4 separate regions of the Homo sapiens genome follow, and all the other regions are linked to region 4. Evidence: chromatin contacts called from ENCODE Hi-C or POLR2A ChIA-PET data. All regions are on one chromosome and are shown on one strand. Each heading gives the region's core, a stretch centred on a gene start or an enhancer-like site at or near the end of the contact. The rest is flanking DNA. Distances are from core to core; before and after follow the strand shown. Region 1 overlaps AZI2 (5-azacytidine induced 2). Region 2 overlaps LOC105376993 (a long non-coding RNA gene). Region 3 holds the start of UBE2E2 (ubiquitin conjugating enzyme E2 E2). Region 4 holds the start of TOP2B (DNA topoisomerase II beta).

Region 1 (2,700 bases), core at 24-2,523, 2.7 Mb after region 4:
TTAGAAGAAACAGATTGAACGACATTATAAAATAAGTTCATTGTTTTTCCTGGGAGGGTGGATATGGATGGAGGAGAACTGGAAGTGTAGTGTTTGGCTTTGGAAAAAAGGTGATACAAAGGTCAGGAGAAAGGTGGTTCTAGTCTCATCTCTGTACTCCTCAAAGCAATGAGTTCTGTGTAAGGAGTGGTGACCTTGAGCCTACCACTGTCATAGGAAAAGTGCTAGAAAACTTATGTTCCAAAGCACCGAAAAATATTAATCAGCTAGGAAGGAACACAAGGATGAGCCATGTCCAAGTATGAAAAGAGCATTGCTCCTTTATTATTCTTTGGTAGTTCTATTTATCATGTAAACAAAGCTACATTGAAAACTCAATGCAGAATTACTCTGTGAGTCCCTTTATAGAGAGATCTTATTTGTACATTCAACCTTTGGTCTCATATATAACTCTGACCACTGGAAAACTCAAGGACAAAGTGAACCAAAAATTAAGCTGGACTTGCTAAAACACCATACTATTTTCCCTGATTTATATGTAACCAACTCTCTAAAAATGAAAAGGAGTTCTACATTCAATTTTCCTTCCCAAAATTTAACATTTTTCCTCACTAATAAACACTCCTGAGGAGAACTATTTATGACACAATCCTCTTGTGTCCTCTTTAAGACAATGTGAAATATAAATAAGTAATTTTAAACTAGATGGTGATAATCTTTTATAAAAAGTCCTATCTCATTTTTAAAAAGTAAATTTTAGGGCATTCAAATTTGTATCACACAACTTTTCAGAAATATACCTGTTATGTAATACTAGGTACAAATGTACTGATTTTTCTCCAAGGTATAAAAATAGCTTTGGCGAAAGTAGCTACTACTAGTTAACACAAAACTCAAGAAGTTAAATCAGTCAAGCAGTTAAATATGAAAGGCAAAGCAATGAAAATTTTTGTTTGGTTGAAGGGCATAAGGGGAGAACACCTAGTCTTCGTTGTAATCAGCTATATCCTTTATGGAAAGAAAAGCTTATAAGAAATGCAAAAACCCAAATAATGAATCAAAGTTTGTTTTCTTTTTCAAAACAACCTAAAAAGCTAGGTGTTTGGTGTATTCTGTAGCACTGGAATGAAAATTTGCTTTTGGTGTCTTTTTTTTTTTTTTTTCAAATATATGAAGTAGCTGTGGTAAAAGGTCAACTAGAGCAAACTTAACACCTCAGTCTTATACACATAAGCAACACTTGGCTGAGAAAAGCCACAAGGGGAAAAGAATACAGTACTGAAGAAAAAACACATCAGCAACACCTTTATGTGTGAAGTTGACCAGTATGAGACTGAAGCCAAAGCAGAGAATGGGTAGGCTGCGAATGTACTATATATACTTTGGCTTATCAATCTCTCATTTGATGAGATTTTGATAAGATATGACAGCTAGTTGCTCTTCAGGCAGTTTGGCTGGAATCAGTGGTTTCCGGTAAACAGTGACTTGCCTTTCTTGATTGCAGTTGAGGTTTTCAGTTTTCTTAGTAGTTCAGCTTGTACTTGAGTCACCAGATGTAAATTAGACATTTCTCTCTTCAGTTCCCAGTATGCATGCTGCATATTATCACTGAAATAAATTTTTTTACAAAAAGTTAATACTCATCATTCTTTTTTAGACAAAAGGGAATAACTTTAGAAATATGCAGATCAAGTTTCTGCTCCAATTAGTTTTGAGATGATGTAAACTGAAAAAAACAATTGAAAGATATTTAACTAGGGCATTAATAAGTGAAAAGATCTTGAAAGAATAACACTGTCCATCTGATATGTAGCAATTAACTATTATATTAAACGGTATAATAAAAATAAAATTATAACTGATAAGAGCTTCTTGCAGAGTCTCAGAACTGAGATTTCATTTTAGGCTGTAATGTGCAGCTATTAATTAGTAAGTAGTAAGAAATACATTCTTTATTTGCAAATCTGATTAAGAGTAAAGTTACATTCATTCAAATATGGATCAATTTGTATTTATCTTTTGATTGTTTTGACACTGTGAATTGAAATGATATATCAACTGCTGAATATATATCCAAGTCTACATTAAAATAAAATTTAGGTTTCATGCATTACATTCTTTATGTTTGACTGGGCTGTCTCATAATGTTGGTTCTAAACCAATGTGACATGACAGCACAAGACATGAAGAGCCAGATGATTTCCTGGTAAGGAAAAAGAAGCTAGAGAGGGAAGATTATATGAAACAGAAATAGAAACTTCAAAAATGCCTCTCCTGTTTTTATAATTAAAAGTATTTTACCTCAATTATCTAAGAAATTATAATTAGTGATTTTAAATCTAATTTTTATAGATTTTGTTTTCCATTAAACATTCATATTCAGACATTCATGATTTTCTTTTTTTGCTGCTTAATTGCCAACTAAATGAAATTAAAATCTTCAGCACATATTCTCATTTTGTTGTACAGGAATATCACAAAATATTAAATGTAAGACTAAATCTTATAACATTAAAAAAAAATTATTACCCCTTAGATACTAGTGTAATTTTAATAGTACAGAAATCAAACTAGACAAACGTGTCACCTTATGCTTCAATTTTTGTGTTGCCATAAACACTTAAACTTCAAAAGGATAACATTTTTGAAATCTAATATCTCAAATTACAGAATATAGTTTATATTTAATATATAATATAT
Region 2 (2,780 bases), core at 51-2,550, 2.0 Mb before region 4:
ATCTACAAAGAACTTAAACAAATTTACAAGAAAAAATCAAACAACCCCATCAAAAAGTGGGTGAAGTATATGAAAAGACACTTCTCAAAAGAAGACATTTATGCAGCCAACAGACACATGAAAAAATGCTCATCGTCACTGGCCATCAGAGAAATGCAAATCAAAACCACAATGAGATACCATCTCACACCAGTTAGAATGGCGATCATTAAAAAGTCAGGAAACAACAGATGCTGGAGAGGATGTGAAGAAATAGGAATGCTTTTACACTGTTGGTGGGACTGTAAACTAGTTCAACCATTGTGGAAGTCAGTGTGGCGATTCCTCAAGGATCTAGAACTAGAAATACCATTTGACCCAGCAATCCCATTACTGGGCATATACCCAGAGGATTATAAATCCTGCTGCTATAAAGACACATGCACACGTATGTTTATTGCGGCACTATTCACAATAGCAAAGACTTGGAACCAACCCAAATGTCCATCAGGGATGGACTGGATTAAGAAAATGTGGCACATATACACCATGGAATATTATGCAGCCATAAAAAATGATGAGTTCATGTCCTTTGTAGGGACATGGATGAAGCTGGAAACCATCATTCTGAGCAAACTATTGCAAGGACAGAAAACCAAACACCGCATGTTCTCACTCATAGGTGGGAATTGAACAATGAGAACACTTGGACACGGGGTGGGGAACATCACACACTGGGGCCTGTAGTGGGGTGGGGAGAGGGAGGAGGGATAGCACTAGGAGATACACCTAATGTAAATGGTGAGTTAACGGGTGCAGCACACCAACATGGCACATGTATACATATGTAACAAACCCGCACGTTGTGCACATGTAACCTAGAACTTAAAGTATAATTTTAAAAAATCTAATAATTAAAATTAAAATTAAAATTTGCAACTTGTCCAGAGATTAGGAATTAAAACCCAAACTTAAGTATCTTAAAATTTCTATCTAATACAATGGAACCAATCTTTAAGATACTCTCATTTATTAAATTTCTCCATCTGTGTTTGTATGATACTGCTTGTGTGTCTAGAATTTTTACTTCTGCCCAAAGAAATTTTGCTTATTGTTGCTAAGTTTTTAGAACACCGTCCCTTGATGGGGAAAAATAAATCTATAGGGATTTAACTAGAAGTCCTACTTCAGAGATTACTTTTCAAGATGTGTAGAAAGAAGAGGGCCAAGGAAAACCTCACTGACCTTTTCCCCCAGCAATGAAAATGTTCAAGTTTCTTAAAATAAAAAGCAAGCACCTGAGTGTTATTTATAATTTCAAACGTTCAGTTTCAGTTTCTAATCCACCAAGTCCTCCACCTCCAAAGCTCACAGTGACTTTCCTAAGCAGCTTCATTTCACACGGTTCCCTGTTGTCTGCTTTCTTTTATGGGTCTGTAAACTCTAGAAGATTCAGTTATGCAAAGGAGGTTACAAATGCTGTCTTTAAAGGAGGGGAGAAGCAGAAAGGTAAGTGGAAAAAGCCAAATGAGCCACCAGGGCTGCTTCCTGAGAAAGCTGACCTCCCTCTTGTCTTCATTGGAGGGTAAGTCCTCAGTTGACACTGTCAATAGGTCTTTGGAAACTGCAACTTTAAGCGGAACGACATAGGACAGATCAATTTTACTGAAGGCTAACTGATACAAACAAGAGTTAAGTTCCCTTGGCACGTTTCTGATCACAAAAACATTAAACTTCTAAATAAAGATCAAAACACTTCTAATTTTAAACCTTAAACTAAATGTGAGCTAAGGTACATTTAAGAAAGAATAGGCCCAGCATGGTGGCTCATGTCTGTAATCTTAGCACTTTGGGAGGCCGAAGCATGATGATCGCTGGAGGCCAGGAGTTCAAGACCAGCCTGGGCAACATAGGAAGACCTCATGTCTACAAAAATAAAAAATAGCCACGTGGCAACATGTGCCTGGACTACGTGAGTTATATCTTATGACTTTCAAGTAATTCTTTGAGAGCAAGGCATGAAGGAATTGGAATCAAGAGGAATTGGCAGAATTGGGGGAAGGGTTTGAAAAGGAATTTGGGACAGGACTAAGGCTACCTTTATTAAATGTCTGTTATCTTGTTCATTGTGGAATTTTTTAAATATCAATTTTGATTGGATTACGATGCTATATTTTTTAATTACTGAGTTTTGTTTGTTTGTTTGTTTTTGTTTTTGGCAAGCCCTTAAATTTTGTTTGCATTTAATACAAGGCCTGGAAACCAGAGAAGATGACCAATTTCAAAACCAGAGAAGCAACCCTAATATGAAGTTCCAAATGGTGTGGCAGGAAGGTAGCAAGACACCTGGGGCAGATAACAACGGTTTGAGCACCTGCTCTGTGGCAAGCTGCCTGAAGGGACTTGACACACACTTGCAGACAGTTCTCAGAAAAGTTCAATAAATTGCCCAAGGCCAAAGAGCTAGTAAGTTGTGAGCTTGGATTTGAAGCTGATTTTTCTCTTCATTGCAAAGCCCTGGGCAACAGTCTTTTTGCCATGAATCGGGAATAAACAGGAGAGAGCATGGAGATGGCAACAGACTCAATTTATGAATGAAATTCTATTTTATTACTTTTAAATACAGATAAGGCCAGGCATGATGGCTTACACTTGTAATCCTAGAACTTTGGGAGGCTGAGGCAAGAGAATTGCTTGAGGTTAGGAGTTCAAGATCACCTTGGACAACACGGGGGGTTGGTTGGGGAGGGGGAAGAAAGAAAGTGAAAGAAAAATAAATACAAATAAATACCAAAAGAGAC
Region 3 (2,811 bases), core at 86-2,585, 2.5 Mb before region 4:
AATAGCAGTTAAAACATCTACAGTCAAATGAAGTACTGTAGCAACCATAATTTCAGCAATTAAGCAGTGAAAGATCTTCCAATCCTTTCCTCCACAAAGATAGAAGTTAATTTTGCTGCATCCCTGGACACCCCGTTGCCAACGACCCAGCATTCCGTTGGTAAGTGAGGCTGGAGGTTGGAGTGGGAGAAATTTCGTGGAAGCTAAGTTCGCAAAGCAGGTACGTTTTTTTTTTTTTTTTAAACGGTTATTTGGGATGAGGAGTACAACGGAACCTAATGTTCCCTCATGCCACCTACAGCACTGCTACTGTTCCCATATCCTTCAACTGGGCATGAAGGCAGCTTCCCACTCACTCTGACAGTGGTGCACCCTGTACCCCCACCCCTCTCTTCAATACCCCAGGGCTAAACGGCCCGAAGCTCCTCTCTACCGGCTGGTGCGCATTCTGGGCCAGGGCGAGCCAAAAGGCAGAAGGGCCTTCGTGCTGCAGTGTCTGGTGAAGACTCAGGCTTAGCCTGGAAGAAGTTTCCAGGCCAACGTGAAGTTTTCCTGTCTTGGGTACATGCGAGCCCCACGCGTCTGCGAGTTTGGGTTAGTGTGTCAACAGGGTCAGTCCCCGTATCTACTTTGCGAAAGCTTCGAGGCGAGCGTGAAGTCAAGGGCTGCGGTGGATGGGGGTAAAAGGCCTCCTCGTCCCACTGCCTGCACCGTCTTGGGGTAACCCCTAACCCCCAGCCGGCGTTTCCCTTTAATGCGCGTGCCCGGCAAGGTCCTCGCGTCCCCTCCCCTCAAGCCACCCCGTCAGCCTCGGTTTCCCCCACTTCTCCCCGTCCTTGTCGTTCCTTCCCCGTGGGACGCCCCTCGCTCACCCCCGTCAGAGCCCAGTCTGCGCGCGGGACCCAGCTGTCACTTTACTTTTCCTCGCCGCCTCCCCACCCCCTCTCCCGACCGGCGGGGCAGCCCGCCCGGGCGCGCTCCCGCCCCCGCCCCCTCGCGGCCGCGCGCCGGAGGAGGAGGGGCGGGGGGAGGAGGGAGGCGCGCGGCGCCGCATGGCCGACGTGGGGCTCGCGCTCTCGCGGTCTCTCCCGGGCGGGCGCGCAGGCACGCGCACTCGCGGGTGCGCGCGCGGACGGCCGGGCGGCGGCGGCTCCCGGAGGTGGTGGCTTCACTTTCCAGGACTCAGGGGCAGCCACAGCGACAGCCGCGGGCAGCAGCCTCAGGAGCCGGAGCTGGAACGGCCGGGGGCGGCGGCAGCGGCGGCGCTGAGGGTGAGTCCGGGCGGGCGCGAGCGCGGCGGGGACAGGCGTGGTCGGGTGCGTGGTGCGTGGGTCCGGCTTTCGGTGACTAGACGGTCCGCAGGGGACATCCCGTCCCTGGGGCCTCCCCAGTCTCCCTCCCCCTCGCGCCTGGGCAGCTCTCTCCCAGGGCTTCGGCTCGAGCCTGCGACCTGCACGGACACCCCCCCCTCAGGTATTCGCTCGGGCCGCGCCGGTGCCTCCCCTCCTCGGGCGTCCTCCCTCTCGCTGACGTCCTCCTCACTCCCCCGACCTCCCCTCCGCGTCGCAGGTCTCTGCTTACACCGCTCGTGCCCTAGTTCCCTCCTTCCTCGCTCCCCGTGCCCGGTTCCCTACGCCCCCTCCCGCGAGCCTCCTGCCCCCGTTTCTCGCCCTTTCTACCCCTCCCCCTTCTTCCCATCCCCCCCTTCTGCCTCTTCTCTCCCTGTCCTCCTTCTACCCCCTTCCGTTCTCAGTTCCCCATCCTTCTCAACCCTCCCAGCGCTTTCCTTCTCCTAGCCGCATCCTGGAACTAAGTCTTTTCAAAAGTACAGGATAAATGTCACGGTGGAAAGTGCCCGGCTTGATCTTTTGCTATTTTCCCTAATTGCATAATTGCTGCACATGGTGTGTCTCCTGGCGAGTGCCGGGTTTGGCTCCTTCGCCGCCGCACCCCGGTGGCCCGCCCGGAGAAGACCTTGTGGGGTATATTTGTGTGTGTCCTGGTGAGGGGTGTGTGTTGTATTGGTCTTTTGTGATGCCTGGCGCTTGTCACAGTTTGGAACCGAAGCCCATTTTTCTCTGGTCTCTTCTCTGCAGCCCCCACTGGCCTGGTTTGAAACTGGATTCCCTCTGTCCTCTCCCCCTTCCCGCCCACCCCACTTCTCCCCCTCTTTTCTCCGATCTCTCTCATAATGTTTTGATCTTTTTGCCCTTTACCATTTCTAATGAAGATAAAGCGTGGCTTCTTGTGGCTTTTTTCCCCCACGACCAACCAGAAATGTCCAATCCATCTTCCCTTAAGGAAATTAAGGCTGCTTTAGAAAGACATCATCCTGTGCTCGGTGGCTGTTAGACCCATTTGCATGTTTTCAAGATTCATCGTTTTGTATTGTGTATTCTTGAGAGTCTACTAAAATATTTTTATTTAAAAGTACGAAAGGAAGTGCTAGGGTTTACCCTCAAAGTATCTCGCGGTTCTAAAGGATTTTACGCTCTTCTTAGTTTTTAATCCCTGATTTCTTTAAAAAGTATGTTTCTAGATATGTGATAATTCAGTCTGGACTTTGTGAATCTAAATATTTGCCTTTACTACGGCAATTTGGATGCTCCTTGGCTCTTTGGAATTCTGTATGTGGGCTGACGCTGAAATAGAGTGTTTTCATATAATGCCATACCCCATTCTCTTTCCCCTGCAGCACCTTTTACCCCCAAATCAGGTGTTCCACTGTTATTTTCTGCATAAATGTCTTTGCAGTTAAATTTAAAGCTGGATATTGCTGTGTGCATATACTATATATTTATTTTACATTTT
Region 4 (2,848 bases), core at 1-2,500:
GTATTAACTGCTGTGAAAGTCATCCCCAATGCGCTCTCAATTGAGCGCATTGAATGAGGCTTTCCAAATTGAAGTGCAAGTTGCTGTAGAAATCCCAATGCATTCTTCTTTGAGATTAAAGCCCCAGAAAGAGCTGCATTTAGAATACACACACACACACACCCCTTTTCCCAGGGTTTTCTTGAACTACATTTGGAGAAAATGCTGCCCCACACAGACACACTTGCATTATCGCCATCCCCACCATTTCAGGTTCGGCTGCCCCGGAAGAGTCTGGTTAAAAAGAAAAGAGAGGAAGCGGGGGCTGTATGTTACGTTCGCGGTTTTGTCCCCCCAAAGTTTCAAGTACACATTACGCTCTGGCAGTCAGGACTTCCAGAGACGTACAGAGAAAGAAAGAAAGAAAAGGCGCGGGGAGCGGGCTGGAGGATTCTGCAAGCACAGGCCCCTATGGAGCGCCCGTTCGGGGGACGGGATTTCCCTCCCTTTCCCCTCCCCCGCCCGTTCGGAATTCCGCCCCCGCCGCGGGCCCGGAACAATGCAGCCGCCCGTCCCGGGGACCAGCCACTTACCACCCAGGTCAGTGCCCCGTTGCCGCCGCCCACGCCGGCTCCCGCGCCGCAGCCACCCGACTTGGCCATGGCGAGTGCCTCCAGCTCACAGGCCCTGAGGCCGCAGCCGCCGCTCCCGCCTCCCTGCGGGCCGCTGGGCCCCGCCGCTCCGCACCCACCGCTCCACTCGCCGCACTCCTAGCCGCGCCGACCCCCGCGCCCCATCGCGAAGATCCGGAGCGGACGTCCAGCCGAGCCCGCTGAGGAGGCCGCGCCGCCGGCTGCCCTCAAACTCGAGGCGCGGCGTCCGCGTCGCCCGGGCCTAGCGCGGCGGCTGAGGAGAAAGCAGGGAGCGACCGGCGGCGGCCGAGCGGCGGCGTTGCCTTCTCGCCCGCCCGCGGGCGCCGCTGCAGGCCGGGCTGAAGCCCGGGCGTGCGAGCCGCGAGGGCGGCCGGGGAGCCCGAGGCGCTCGGACGTGGCGAGGACGCAGAGGTGCCTTGTCCTTCTCACACTCCGCGAAGGCCAGCCACTCGAGTCGCCAGAGTAGTCGTCCCGGTCGCCGCCGCTGCTTCAAAGGCAGCCTTAGCCTCGCTGCAGCCCCGATTTCCTCACACACACACACCGAGAGGGACAATAAACAGAGCCGCCGCCGCCGCCGCCACGGTCACCTCCCTCTTGTCCGGCATAACACCGCACACACACATTTGCACACCGGGGAGAGAGGGAGGGCGCGGCGGCCGCCCCCGCTGTCAGTCAGCGCCATGCTGTCCAATCCGGGCCTTGTCGCCACAGCCTCTCGGCCAATCCCAAAATTCCAAGCCCCCTGGAGGGGCGGGACCCGAGGGGGGAAACGTCATTGCGGGTAGCAACCGAAAGGAAGACTTGGGGTTTTTGTTTGTGTGTGTGTCTGTGGGTTTTCCATTTGAAGGGAGAGCAGGGGCTGCTTCAAGGGTCAATTGAGGGCGGCAAAGGGAAAGGGTCGAATTGGCCTCGGGTCGATTGTAATCCTCCAAGCGTGCTGTTTACTCTGAGACCTAACCGGGAATCCGAAGCGTTTGCCTGGGGCCTCTAAGGATGAGGATGGGGGCGGGGTGGGGATGGGGGTGGCAGGAAGAAGCCGGGGGCCGTCCCAAAGGGAAATTATTTTAAAAGAGCGGTTGTAAACCGCAGGCAAGACGTTGTAGACCACTGGTGCAAGGAGGCCCCGTGACCCGGCCTCCCCAAGGGCCTAAGTGGACGCTGCTGTCGAAAAAAATCATCTCAGACCTTCTCCATCTCCTTCTTCCGTCTCCTCCCCTCACCCCAAAAGAGCATATGGTCAGTTTCAAGAAAACTACATATGAAAAGCTTAAATGATAAGGGACACACAGAGAATGTTCTAGGGAAAGAATGCAGGGTGGGTTGAGTGTTCTATTTCTACTCTTTGTTGACCTTTCTTCTCTGAACAATGCAGAGATGTCACTGTCACTTTTCTCATCTGTCCAGAACTGTGCCCCCTGCCTCTAAGAGGGCATGCTTAATTTTTAAAACTGTTTTCAGTGGAATTTTCAAATGCACAGTAAGGAATAATTTCATTCACATTAAAGCTTTCTAAGAATGAAAATTACCAATACAGCAACATCACAGTCTTTGGCAGATGGAAGATGGCTTTACTTCTTCCTGTTTTTCAGTGTAATTCCACTCAAGTATTTATTGGGCGCACACTCTGCCACGCTGTGCCAGGCTCTGCGATGGGTTCAAAGTAAAAACAAGGCCCCTGATTTCAAACCATTTATAACCTGGCTTGTGAGACAGACTAAAAGGGAGCCAACGATCACCAAAATGAGTACTTGAAGGCATGAAGTGCCACCAAAGAGTTGTGATGAAAGCTTTTTATAAAGATGAAAACAGTATTACTGTTTTTTGAAGAGGTGTTTTTGTGAACTTCCAACTGTGCATTTCCTCTCAAGGGAAAACAAAAATGTCTCAGGTCACATCTTTAAACTGCATTCTGAGTCTAGAGGTGGAGAACTCTGAAACATGGAAATAATTTAAACATAGTTTTTTTAATTAGCTCTCTGATGGCCATGTAACTTTGCCATACTAGGGACTTCAGAACAGTGAAGCCTTTCTTTACCTTGAACTTGGGGTGCAAACTTTTCTGAACCTGACCAAGTATCCATAGCCTTGTTATTTAACTTCCCTGAGCCTCAGTTTAGTGCTTGTTAAAATGATCTTGTGTTCTTACTGTGAGTTTGCATCTCCAAGTACACATGTATTTTGTTTGAAAAGGGGTAATTTTAAAGGCAATGAGTTTT

What was found. Hi-C counts contacts between places; a loop is a spot of excess contacts on that map. ChIA-PET counts read pairs that join two places held with the same protein, here RNA polymerase II (POLR2A). Pooled maps may share reads with other maps.
Region 1: a pooled map shows a loop between it and region 4 (4-fold over the local background). The contact joins the enhancer-like site here to the promoter of TOP2B in region 4. A Hi-C loop is called at or near these places in 4 of 50 pooled maps.
Region 2: a loop to region 4 is called in a pooled map, with 9 times the contacts of the local background. The contact joins the enhancer-like site here to the promoter of TOP2B in region 4. A Hi-C loop is called at or near these places in 1 of 37 single-sample maps with no recorded cell type and 3 of 50 pooled maps. POLR2A ChIA-PET finds 5 or more read pairs at or near these places in 1 of 52 experiments (OCI-LY7).
Region 3: a loop to region 4 is called in a pooled map, with 15 times the contacts of the local background. The contact joins the promoter of UBE2E2 here to the promoter of TOP2B in region 4. A Hi-C loop is called at or near these places in 6 of 50 pooled maps.

The regions. Positions count from the first base shown.
Region 1 is chr3:28,325,343-28,328,042 of GRCh38, forward strand. It overlaps AZI2 (5-azacytidine induced 2), which reads right to left. Exons shown (of 8, transcript NM_022461.5): 7 at 1,490-1,608. Among named protein-coding and RNA genes, the nearest start is that of ZCWPW2, 22 kb to the right of the region's middle. Within about 2 kb of position 1,274, at least 3 of the 41 ENCODE cell types and tissues checked have a DNase peak (open chromatin) inside an H3K27ac peak, as active enhancers do.
Region 2 is chr3:23,652,436-23,655,215 of GRCh38, forward strand. It overlaps LOC105376993 (a long non-coding RNA gene), which reads left to right. Exons shown (of 3, transcript XR_940651.3): 3 at 2,233-2,549. Among named protein-coding and RNA genes, the nearest start is that of UBE2E1, 150 kb to the right of the region's middle. RefSeq lists a silencer at 2,310-2,493. Within about 2 kb of position 1,301, at least 3 of the 41 ENCODE cell types and tissues checked have a DNase peak (open chromatin) inside an H3K27ac peak, as active enhancers do; they include OCI-LY7, where a contact is called at or near this core.
Region 3 is chr3:23,201,992-23,204,802 of GRCh38, forward strand. UBE2E2 (ubiquitin conjugating enzyme E2 E2) reads left to right here and starts at 1,336. Exons shown (of 6, transcript NM_152653.4): 1 at 1,336-1,473. UBE2E2-DT (UBE2E2 divergent transcript) reads right to left here and starts at 1,002. Exons shown (of 2, transcript NR_136176.1): 1 at 873-1,002. RefSeq lists enhancers at 9-984, 397-456 and a silencer at 807-1,496.
Region 4 is chr3:25,663,657-25,666,504 of GRCh38, forward strand. TOP2B (DNA topoisomerase II beta) reads right to left here and starts at 1,251. Exons shown (of 36, transcript NM_001330700.2): 1 at 573-1,251. The coding sequence starts at 641. MIR4442 (microRNA 4442) reads right to left here and starts at 1,283; the gene lies at 1,217-1,283. RefSeq lists enhancers at 1-30, 988-1,551 and silencers at 318-506, 461-820.